3 separate regions of the Homo sapiens genome follow, and regions 1 and 3 are each linked to region 2. Evidence: chromatin contacts called from ENCODE Hi-C or POLR2A ChIA-PET data. All regions are on one chromosome and are shown on one strand. The core of a region is the stretch at or near the end of the contact, and the rest is flanking DNA. Distances in the headings are between cores, read along the strand shown. Region 1 has its middle 120 kb from the start of HAPLN1. Region 2 holds the start of RPS23 (ribosomal protein S23). Region 3 holds the start of DHFR (dihydrofolate reductase).

The links. A loop is a pair of places that touch in the nucleus more often than their neighbours do. ChIA-PET counts read pairs that join two places held with the same protein, here RNA polymerase II (POLR2A). Pooled maps may share reads with other maps.
Region 1: a pooled map shows a loop between it and region 2 (10-fold over the local background). The contact joins the enhancer-like site here to the promoter of RPS23 in region 2. A Hi-C loop is called at or near these places in 3 of 37 single-sample maps with no recorded cell type and 4 of 50 pooled maps.
Region 3: a map of B cell shows a loop between it and region 2 (20-fold over the local background). The contact joins the promoter of DHFR here to the promoter of RPS23 in region 2. A Hi-C loop is called at or near these places in 5 of 168 maps with a recorded cell type or tissue (B cell, CD4-positive, alpha-beta T cell, CD8-positive, alpha-beta T cell and 1 more), 2 of 37 single-sample maps with no recorded cell type and 12 of 50 pooled maps. POLR2A ChIA-PET finds 5 or more read pairs at or near these places in 2 of 52 experiments (H1 and T-cell).

What each region holds. Positions count from the first base shown.
Region 1 is chr5:83,842,796-83,846,673 of GRCh38, reverse strand. No RefSeq gene overlaps it. Among named protein-coding and RNA genes, the nearest start is that of HAPLN1, 120 kb to the right of the region's middle. Within about 2 kb of position 1,918, at least 3 of the 41 ENCODE cell types and tissues checked have a DNase peak (open chromatin) inside an H3K27ac peak, as active enhancers do.
Region 2 is chr5:82,276,916-82,280,670 of GRCh38, reverse strand. RPS23 (ribosomal protein S23) reads left to right here and starts at 2,317. Exons shown (of 4, transcript NM_001025.5): 1 at 2,317-2,351; 2 at 2,819-2,978. The coding sequence starts at 2,348. It also overlaps the pseudogene ATP6AP1L. RefSeq lists an enhancer at 1,997-2,326.
Region 3 is chr5:80,652,699-80,656,563 of GRCh38, reverse strand. DHFR (dihydrofolate reductase) reads left to right here and starts at 1,581. Exons shown (of 6, transcript NM_000791.4): 1 at 1,581-2,160; 2 at 2,507-2,556. The coding sequence starts at 2,075. It overlaps MSH3 (mutS homolog 3), which reads right to left and starts at 1,912. Exons shown (of 24, transcript NM_002439.5): 1 at 1,600-1,912; 2 at 33-153. The coding sequence starts at 1,836. RefSeq lists an enhancer at 1,291-2,059 and a silencer at 1,477-2,086.

The DNA.
Region 1 (3,878 bases), core at 669-3,168, 1.6 Mb before region 2:
TTAATAATGTCATATTCTTCACTTGGGTATCACAGGGCATGTCAAGGAAATACTCACCACATGCATTATAAGTTGGTTGGAGAGAAAATTAGTAGAGAGCAATTTGTCAATGCCTTTACAAAGCAATTTTGTCTCTAGGTATTTATCCTTTGGTCACACACCTTTATAAAATGTCATGTATACAAAACTATTACTGTTACATGATTATAATAGTAATAAGTTTGGGGAAATATACATCTGTAGACTGTATTCTTATGCAGCTCTTAAAAAAATGCCAACAACAAATGTACTAGCTTCATGGGACATTCTCCAGGATGTATTATTAGGTGAAAAAAAATCAAGTGCAGGACAATGTATATACTTTTGTGGCATTTGATACATACATATATATTTCTCTAAATGGATGTGTATAAGTGAATGTAGTATTTTTGAAAAGTTACGCGGGAAGTCTCTAGTGGCCTCTCATGAGGAAAGCTGGGTGACTAGGAGACAAGGGTAAGAGAAGCCTTACTTCTAAGTTTATATTTTGTACTGCATATATGTATATATGTTAAAAAAAATAGTGTTTTTTGGTATGTGTGTGTCTGTGTTTTTTTTTTTTTTTTTTGAGACAGAGTCTTGCACTGTCATCCAGGCTAGAGTGCAGTGGCATGATCTCGGCTCATTGAAACCTCCACCTCCTGGATTCAAGCGATTCTCCTGCCTCAACCTCTCAAGTAGCTGGGATTACTGGAGCCTGCCACCACGCCCAGCTAATATTTTGTATTTTTAGTAGAGATATGGTTTCGCCATGTTGGCCAGGCTGGTCTTGAACTCCTGACCTCGTGATTTGCCCGCCTCGGCCTCCCAAAGTGCTGGGATTACAGGCGTGAGCCACTGCGCCCGGCCAAAATAGTGTTTTAAAAATAAGTCTAGATAGTATAACTTTAATTTTATATTAAGAGCAAATTATTTCAGCGAGTATTTCTTGACTCCCTAACTGTATACCAGGTCCATGGTGGGTACTCCCAGAGAGTCCAGGGAAGAAGAACACGAGTCCTTCTCCTTAGGCACCTGCTGGGGAGAGAAGATGCACCCACACGAAAAACTAGAGAATAATACCAGAAGTGTGTCGTTGAACATAGTCAAAGGTTCTAAAGTGGTTAAGAGGCTGGCAACTCTGTTTCTACTTGGCACTTTCAGAATGGAAACTAGATCTGGTTATATATTTAATTTATTGGGGATCTTTCATGAAAAAGATCAGTATCTTAAATATATTTGTTTAATTTAAAACAACAAAACAAAAAATAACTCTCAAAATTATCCTTCGTATTACAGCAGTACAAAAATAATACACCAAACCGTCTTTATTCTAGCTGCTTTCTAGTACCACTGGAACTAAAATACTCTATTTATTTAAACCCAAATTTAGCATGAGGTGACTGGGCAGCTCAGGACACTGCAATAAAATGTAATTGGCATTTTGATCCATGGCTGTTGATGAGAACGTAGGACGTTGGTATTTCCAAAAAATCTAAGTCCATGACACACATGGAAAAAAATACAAGTAAGAAGAAGTAATTGAGATTCTGAAAGGAGACTTCGAGAATTACCTACAAATAGATACTGACCTTTTTTTTTTCCTTATCCTTAATCCCCTTCTAACTGAATATCACTGCGATGTGTTGGAAGAGCAGGCACGGCTTCTGTGCTACAGGCTATAGCTGGTGTGTGAACACAGCACAGTTTCTAATCCTGTACCAAATATAAAATTAACTTAAAAATGACTTTCTGTTTCAGTTTGTTTGCTCATAAGGTACAAGGCACTGATAGATATTTGAGGAAAATGAAAGCAATAGGCTCAAAGTAGTTCAACTGAGAAAAATAACTGCTTTGTAAGACAGGCATTTCTGAGAAACCTCTAACCTCAGCCCTCCAGCCTTAGCCCCACCTTCCCTCTGAAGTCATACATTAAGGGGAATGTGCTGTGTTGAGCAATGCCGCACCACACACGGGCTGCCTACCAGGGGAAGGTTGTTTCCATGCCAGAAGGATTCCAAAGAAATACATTGAGCTTGAGGTTAATTCTGGAGTCAAACTCTTGCCCAGAGAGGGCCCCTGTGGTTTGGAAAGCCCACGAGACCCATCAGAGTAATTTGGCGACTGAGGCTTTGGGTTCACTCTAGGACAGAGGCAAGAACTACTTTGGCTAAACAGTCTTGGGCCAACTAATGCCGTCTTCAAGTCAAAGCCAAAACCTACCTGGTTTCTCAGGAGTCTTTCTGAGAGTTCCCAATAACCCCTGTACTGCCATGAGTGAGGCCGGTAATGTGCTGAGTGTGGAACCCTGAGGCAATGAGAGTGAGATCGGGGAGCAGTTTGAGAGGATATCACACCCCAGTAAGGAAGGTCAGGGCTAGATTTGCCATGTGCCCCAACATTTTCAGGATGGATTTAGCTTTCAGAATACTTATGACAGCATCAGACTTCAGATTACCCCATCCCCACCCCACATCTACATGTGGGTCTGACCTAGCTGATGAGCCTTTTGCCTAAATCTCTCCTTCTCATTCATAATCCCTGTTAAGACCAAAATGATCCCTATCTTAGTTACTTCATAGAGTTTCTGGCAGTACCTTTTTGTTGGGCTGGTTCCAGCTTTATGTATCCTTTATACAGGATAGCTTTGTCCTTTTTTTGCTCTGTTCAGACGTCCTCCAAACGACGGGTGTTTCAACAGTAACCTGGATACATTTTAAATTTAGGAGGCCAAAGTGGGTGGATCACCTGAGGTCAGGAGTTTGAGACCAGCCTGGCCAACATGGTGAAACGCTGTTTCTACTAAAAATACAGAAATTAGACGGGCATGGTGGTGCATGCCTATAATCCCAGCTCCTCAAAAGGCTGAGGCAGGAGAATGGCTTGAACCCGGGAGGCGGAGGTTGCAGTGAGCCAAGATCACGCCACTGCATCCAGCCTGGGCAACAGAGCAAGACTCCATCTCAAAAAAATAAAAAATAAATAAATAAATAAATAAAATTTTTGTGTCAGGCAGAGTTAGTGATTTAGGCAGTGGTTCTGCCTGAGGCTTAATCTGTCCCAACACCTGCTACTCTAAGCTGCTCTCTACTAGATCCATTACCTAACTCAAAGCTTCCAGGGAACCTGATTGCCTGAGAAGCCCTATTTACAATACGTTATTGAAATGTACCTTGACTAAGAGTGCCTGGGGGCTTGGTCCTATATAGGCCTCATATGCACCATGACATCTCAGACACACTGAAATCAGATGACTTCTAAATGAAAAGAAAAAACAGGAATAATGTCATAGGTCCACCTTGACAAATGCTGCTATAAGATAAGCATTCACCTTCTCATTCAATGGGTATAATTCTAAGGGTGACTAAAATTACAAGCACACTTTGGAGTTATTGCAGGTCCATTCCAGACCCCTGCAATAAAACAAATATCACAATAAAGTGAGTCACACCATTTTTTTGGTGTCCCAGTGCATATAAAAGTCGTGTTTAAAATATACTGCAGTCTATTAAGTGTTTAATGGTATTATATCTAAAAAAAATGCGTATCTTAATTAAAAATACTTTATTGCTAAAAAATGCTATCATCTGTACCTTCAGTGAGTGATATTTTTTTTGCTGGTGGAGGGTCTTGCCTCATTGTTGATGGCAGCTGACTTATCAGGGTGATGACTGGTGAAGATTGGGGTGGCTGTAACAATTTCTTTCTTATTTGAAGAGACATAGTCTCTCTCTGTGGCCCAGGCTGGAGTGTAGTGGCATGATTATAGCTCACTGCAGTGTCAAACTCCTGGGCTCAAGGAATCCTCCTGCCTCAGCATCCCAAGTAGCTACAGTACAAACACCACCATGCCTAGCTAA
Region 2 (3,755 bases), core at 1,068-3,567:
TCCAACTCCACATTCCCCTCCAAATAGGGTGCCATTTCTCTGCACATAAAAAATGTCTTTCAAAAATTGTCTATAGTTGCTGTCTAGACTTCCTTCCCTCCCATATTCTCTTCACTCCGATCCCATCGCCTTTCACTTTCAGTACTCCATGGAGTCCCCATTTGACAAAGTGACCAGTAATCTCCACATTTTCAAGTCCAAAAGGCAATTCTCAGTCCTCATCTTATCTCTTTTCACACTTTCTCACTCCCTTCTTCACTTGGCTTTGAACAGAGTGTAACATTGGCCACTCTTTCTTCATCTGTTTTGCTTCACCTGCCTTCTCTTCTGTACCACTAAACTTTGGTGTGCTCAGGACTCTAATCTCTGTTCTACCTACAGTCATCACCTAAGCTATCTCAACTAGAGCCACAGTTTTAATACTATTTATTCATTGATTACTCCTCAGCTTCTTATCATATATCCAACTGTCCACTTCACATCCCTGGATGTTTGACAGTTCAAACTTAACACATCCAAACCAGAACTCTTCATTTCCTCCTTTGAAATTTGCTCCTCTCCTCGTATTTCCCACTTTGGAACTCACCCAACTCACAACTCACAACTCTACAACTCACCCAAGTGCTGAGGTCAAAAATCATAGTGCTGTAATTAACTCCTCTCTCACATCCTACAGTCCTGAGCAAATTCTGTTCATTCTACCACCAAACAGTGTATCTGACCCAACCACTTTTTACTGTCTCCACTGAGGGTCCAAGCTATCACCATCTCTCATCTGAACTATTGCAATACCTTCCCAAGTGGCCTCCCAGATTCATGTCTTTTTCTCCTCTCAACAGCCAGAGTAACCCCATAAAAATATAAATCTTATTTTGCTACCTACTCCCAAGCTCAAAACTTTACAATGGCTTTAAATCACCAGAAGAGTAGAAAAAGGCTTTACCATGGCCTACAGGCTCCACATGTTCCTGTGTAACTCTCAGACCCCATCTAATGCCACACTACTCCTCAGTCACTATGCTCCCCTTCTTCACTGATCTTTCAGTTCTTAGAAAGCACTAGCCCATTCTACATCTGCACAGAGATGTCACCTTAAACTACCCTATCCAGAGTAGCCACCCCCATCCCCAAGTCACTATCACCCATCCAGCTATATTTTCTCTATAGCTCTACAGTATGTAAAAATCATCTATTTAATTATTTAATTTACATCTATCTAACTGGTCTGTCCTCTCACATTTAGAATATAAACTGTATCAGAGCAGAAACCTTCACCCTCTTAATTTAACCGCCATATTCCCGGTACCTACAACAGCGTCTGGCACATAGAAGGCATTTTTAAACATCCTTGCTGAGTGAACCAATATCCCAGAAACCTCTCACAGCTAGTTCATCTTACAGGAGAAACAGTATTAAAGAGTTAATTAAATGGCCAGGCGCGGTGGCTCACGCCTGTAATCCCAGCACATTGGGAGGCCGAGGCGGGCGGATCACTCGAGGTCAGGAGATCGACACCAGCCTGGCCAACATGGTGAAACCCCCTCTCTACTGAAAATACAAACATCAGCCAGGCGTGATGGTGGAAGCCTGTAATCCCAGCTACTCAGGAGGCTGAGGTGGGACAATCGCTTGAACCCGGGAGGCGGAGGTTGTAGTGAGCCAAGATCGCACCACTGCACAACAGCCTAGAAGACAGAGTGAGACCCTGTCTCAGAAAAAAATAAAAATAAAAATAAATAAATCTATAAGTAAATGACTCGCCAGTCAAAATAAACGGCAACTTTAGGGTTAAAGGCCCAATCTGGCTCCAAAGCTTGGGGTTTTAGTTACTACACTACATTGCTTCACTATATTTTACAATTTACTAGCTGCTTATAAGTATGAATTAAGGCTCAGAAGTCTAATTTTCCAGACTACTCGGAGGACTCTCGCCCCACTCCACTCCACAAAGATTCAGCTCAGCGACTCCTTCCTACTCTGACCTAGCCCCGCGTCCCGCTCTCAGTGGCTTGGGCAAGAGCGCCTGCGCGGTGAGCGGGTCCCATAAAACGCATTCTGGGATTGGTAGTCCATGTTCCTCCGGTCTCCAGCATTCAAAAGAAAAAGGGGGAAAAAAAACCATGCAAATTAGATATCTCTGAATTTCTTGCAAATTAAATAAGACGCAGATTCTGGCTCAGGAAAGTGATGCAAACGCGTCGTTTTCAAAGGAGAGACCCCAGCCTCGGGTCAGGCGCGGCGCAGACAGCGGCGCGGGGTCCTTGGCTGGGCGGGGCTTGCTCGCGGTGGCTTGTGGCTCCTTCCTGCGGTGCTTCTCTCTTTCGCTCAGGCCCGTGGCGCCGACAGGATGGGTGAGCTGTTGTGGCCGGTTTAAGGGCGCTGCAAGCGGGACTTGGGGTCTTGGGGACGGGCGGGCGGATGCGAATAGAGTAGGGCGGGGGATGCCATGGAGAGGCTCCATGGGGGAGGGCCGGGGAAGCGCCGCTCCAGGAGGCACGTGGTCCGGCGCGGAAGGGGCCCATGAGGCGTGGAGGCCGCCGAGGTCGGGGTACCGAGGGACGCAGGGAGGCCAGCGCTTCCTCCCGGGCATTCGAGCGGGGCCTCGTCCTTCGGGAGAACACATTCTCCGGAGCCCTCTTCGAACGTTTATTAGTCGGTTCAGGGCAACTTGAAGGCCAAATGTTTGGCCCACAGGCCAATAAATAGTACGAGAGCCAATCGGCTTAAGGGTTTATTCCAGGTGAGGCGAGTGTCTTAGAAGATGGGAAACACGTAGATGGCGTGTTTTTACGGAAGAACTAAAATATTTAATTTTTAGGCAAGTGTCGTGGACTTCGTACTGCTAGGAAGCTCCGTAGTCACCGACGAGACCAGAAGTGGCATGATAAACAGTATAAGAAAGCTCATTTGGGCACAGCCCTAAAGGCCAACCCTTTTGGAGGTGCTTCTCATGCAAAAGGAATCGTGCTGGAAAAAGTGTAAGTCCATTGCTCCCGTCAAGTTTTAGTTTATTATAGGAATTCGAGACATGAACTTACGAATTCTTGTTTTGAAAGTAATTGCAGGTTTTTGTGTAGTAGTATTCATTTGGGCATTGTGGGGTAAAATTGCAAAGCGTTTGTTCTATTTAAAAGTTGGTAAAATTAGTTTTTGGGAATTAGGTAGTTAAGGTTTTAATTTAACGTTGGCCTGGAAGGAATTGGAGAAGATACTAGCAATGATGAAGTAAAGGACACAAACACCTTTACTGTGGGAGTTGTTATAAGTAAATGGCACGTGTCAGCTATTGAACTTTATCGACTTGATAAAACTAAGGTGAAGAGAAGTGACTTGCATCAGAATTAATTGAGGTCATACACCTAAGATTGAGACATGAAACTGCCAGTATTTGACTGGTTTTGACTTTTTAAAATAATAATTTCATATAGTTCTATCATATTTGATGGTAGAGCCATTTTAACCCAGACTTTTTTTTTTTTTTTTTTTTTTTTTGAGACAGTCTAGCTCTGTCACCCAGGCTGGTGTGCAGTAGCGCAAGACTCCCTGCAACCTTAGCCTCCCAGGTTCAAGCATTTCTCCTGCCTCAGCCTCCCAGGTAGCTGGGATTACAGGCGCCCACTACCACACCAGCTAATATTTTGTATTTTCAGTAGTGATGGGGTTTCACCATGTTGACCAGGCTAGTCTCAAACTCCTGACCTCAGGTGATAATGCCTGCTTCGGCCTCCGAAAGTGCTGGAATTACAGGCGTGAGC
Region 3 (3,865 bases), core at 332-2,831, 1.6 Mb after region 2:
CTGAGGAGAAAAAAGAATCCCCCACAACTCACCAGAGTTGCCAGACATTCCCAGATCACTTCCTCCTTCCTTTTGTTGGACTTTCTTTACTTTCTTTTTAACAGGCCCATCATTTTCCAATGGTCTCTTCTTTCTTCTGTCAATTTCTGTAGCCTATATCGGGAAGGTTAGAAAATGATGTGTTATCTCTACTCTGAGAAGGCCTGACGTATGTGAAGCAATTTAAACCTTACAACTGAATGACAAGGTTCCTTGCCATCCACTCTTCAAAGAATCCTCTACTTTTAGCTCTGGAAAACCCTATGGGTGAACTGTTTTTAACACCATAAAAGACAAGGTAGAGTCTGATAGTCAGGAGCCTCAGCAACTCAAGCCGTGTTTAGAATTAATTGAAACCAAGGCTGCTACCGGTCTTGATTCAATGAGCCTTCAGCTTTCTCTAATTATAAAACTTGAATCACCCTACTTACATATGCTAAATAAAATACCTCTAAGAAATAAACAGTTATGTAGCAAAGGCACAGAGGGGAAAAGATAGGTAATAAAAGAACAGTATCATTTTTGACATGTTCACTGCAATTTAAGTGTTTCCTGTTTAAAAGGTTTATGTTCATCACTAAAGATGTGACAAGATTATGAATTTTTTCTTGGCAGAAAACTTGCCAAAAGCATACATAAGTCCTTCACCAGCTACCCTTTAAATGGTGGGTGCAAAATTTTGGTGAATTCATGAAAACGTAGCTCGTCCTCAAAAAAAACAGAAGAGGAGTAATCATTTTAAGGGAGAAATATATACGAAAGGAACAAGATTTTGAAGCACCCAAGCTGCCACCTACATTAAAACACGGTAGGTGGCTAAACACCAGTCTTCAATGCCCTTCCACAGCCTCAATCTGAAAAATACTGTGCAGGTGACCCAAGTGAGGGGTCACCCTTGGGCTTTTCCTGTGGCAGTATCTCTGGTTTAAAAACAAACAAACGTACTTATTGCGTTGAAGGATGGCAACAGGAAGGACTCCATGATTAGTCACATCTATACCATCCTAAGAAACTTTATCCACCCAAACTGTATTTCAGACTTTATAATCTAAACTACAAAAAGAGTTCACTGGGGAACTGCACAATATGACTGCTTTTAACCGTAGTGATTTCAAATATTGAGCCATGCTGTTGCAGTCTTAAAAACTGGAGACCTAAGGGCAGCTTTCTTCTAGTCACCCAATCCAGCACTTTTTTAAAAAATCAGTAAAACTCTTCGACCACCAAGGAAAAAAAAAAAGGATGGAGGTTAAAAGACGCACCCCTTGCCCACAAGCCCCCTCATCAGAATGGGAGTCAGGAGACCTGAGTTCCTGTCTCAGGCCTGCCATTAAAAACCTGCATAACCTTTGCCTATCTCCTCAAACGGAAGTACTAAAACCTCAGCGCTTCACCCAATTTGTAGCCCCGGCTGGGCTCTTCCCACCTTCCCCTTCTTCAGCCCGCCCCTTCCTCCTCCAGCCCTATCATCGGGCGGAGGGTCCCCGCCTCCGCCCGCCTTACCCACAAGCCCCGCCCCCCCAGCCCCGATGGCCCTGCCCAGTCCCAGACAGAACCTACTATGTGCGGCGGCAGCTGGGGCGGGAAGGCGGGAGCTGGGGGCGCTGGGGGCGCTGCGGCCGCTGCGGCCGCTGCAGCCGCTGCAGCGCCAGGGTCCACCTGGTCGGCTGCACCTGTGGAGGAGGAGGTGGATTTCAGGCTTCCCGTAGACTGGAAGAATCGGCTCAAAACCGCTTGCCTCGCAGGGGCTGAGCTGGAGGCAGCGAGGCCGCCCGACGCAGGCTTCCGGCGAGACATGGCAGGGCAAGGATGGCAGCCCGGCGGCAGGGCCTGGCGAGGAGCGCGAGCCCGCGGCCGCAGTTCCCAGGCGTCTGCGGGCGCGAGCACGCCGCGACCCTGCGTGCGCCGGGGCGGGGGGGCGGGGCCTCGCCTGCACAAATGGGGACGAGGGGGGCGGGGCGGCCACAATTTCGCGCCAAACTTGACCGCGCGTTCTGCTGTAACGAGCGGGCTCGGAGGTCCTCCCGCTGCTGTCATGGTTGGTTCGCTAAACTGCATCGTCGCTGTGTCCCAGAACATGGGCATCGGCAAGAACGGGGACCTGCCCTGGCCACCGCTCAGGTATCTGCCGGGCCGGGGCGATGGGACCCAAACGGGCGCAGGCTGCCCACGGTCGGGGTGGCCGACTCCCGGCGAGAGGATGGGGCCAGACTTGCGGTCTGCGCTGGCAGGAAGGGTGGGCCCGACTGGATTCCCCTTTTCTGCTGCGCGGGAGGCCCAGTTGCTGATTTCTGCCCGGATTCTGCTGCCCGGTGAGGTCTTTGCCCTGCGGCGCCCTCGCCCAGGGCAAAGTCCCAGCCCTGGAGAAAACACCTCACCCCTACCCACAGCGCTCCGTTTGTCAGGTGCCTTAGAGCTCGAGCCCAAGGGATAATGTTTCGAGTAACGCTGTTTCTCTAACTTGTAGGAATGAATTCAGATATTTCCAGAGAATGACCACAACCTCTTCAGTAGAAGGTAATGTGGGATTAAGTAGGGTCTTGCTTGATGAAGTTTACCAGTGCAAATGTTAGTTAAATGGAAAGTTTTCCGTGTTAATCTGGGACCTTTTCTCTTATTATGGATCTGTATGATCTGTATGCAGTTCCCAAGGTTCATTTACCATTATTAAAAAATTTTTGTCTTAGAAATTTTATGTATGTCAACGCACGAGCAAATTATCAGGCATGGGGCAGAATTGGCAGCTGGGTGGAGGCTTCGGTGGAGGTGAGCACTCCGAAAGGAAAACAGAGTAGGCCTTTGGAACAGCTGCTGGAAGAGATAAGGCCTGAACAAGGGCAGTGGAGAAGAGAGGGTAAAAATTTTTTAAGGTTACATGACCCTGGATTTTGGAGATCTCGAATTTAAAGGTGATGCACCAGGGATGAACGCTCAGATTTTCAGTTTGAAAGCTGGCGTGACATGTAAAGGAGTGGAGAATAATGTACCATTGTAATGATGAGGCGCCTCTAGGACATCTAGGATAATTTCAGGCGTGGGGATCTAGGTGAATTGAACTGTTGGAGGGAAGGGAATAACCAAGGAAAAGAATGTGGGGGTTGAGAGATGCCCCGTTTAAAACCTAAGAGACCTGGATATTTATGGTTGTAAGAGGAGGCATGGCAGAGGAAATGGAAACAGTAAGAAAGGAGCAGATGCTGCATCTCTTTAATGGGACAGATACAAGGCATTTGGGTTTGACACTTAGGTCACTGGTAGAGATGATGACAAGAGCCCGTAGCTAAAGAATTGATAAAAGCCAGTCTCAAAAATCCCAATATAGTCTGGTAATGTTAATGTTTCTTTGGTTCAGATAGCTGACTCTCAAAGTTATTTTCCTAAGAAACTGAACCAAAAGTGGACGCTATATGTAAAAAGTTTTTATAGAAGTGTTATAAGAGTAGGATAGAGACATAATTAAACATGTTTTAAGGTAATTGAGTGGAACATTAAGCACCTATTTTTAAAAGTATGATTTAATATCAATCTACAAAGTACACAAATATAATACAATTGTATCAGACAGTTGTGACAGCACTGATTAGAGGCTGAACATTATTCTAAGTCTTTAATTCCCACAACAACCCTAGAAGCAGGAACTATTGTTATCTCTATTTTATAGATAAAGTAAACCACAAGGGGTTAACACGTTTTGTCTTGTGGGTGACAAAATGCATTCAACTTGAGCACTTTGACTCAGAATCTTTTTTTTTTTTTTTTTTAAGAGGGAGTCTTGCTCTGTCGCCCAGGCTGGAGTGCAGTGGCGCGATCTCCGCTCACTGCAAGC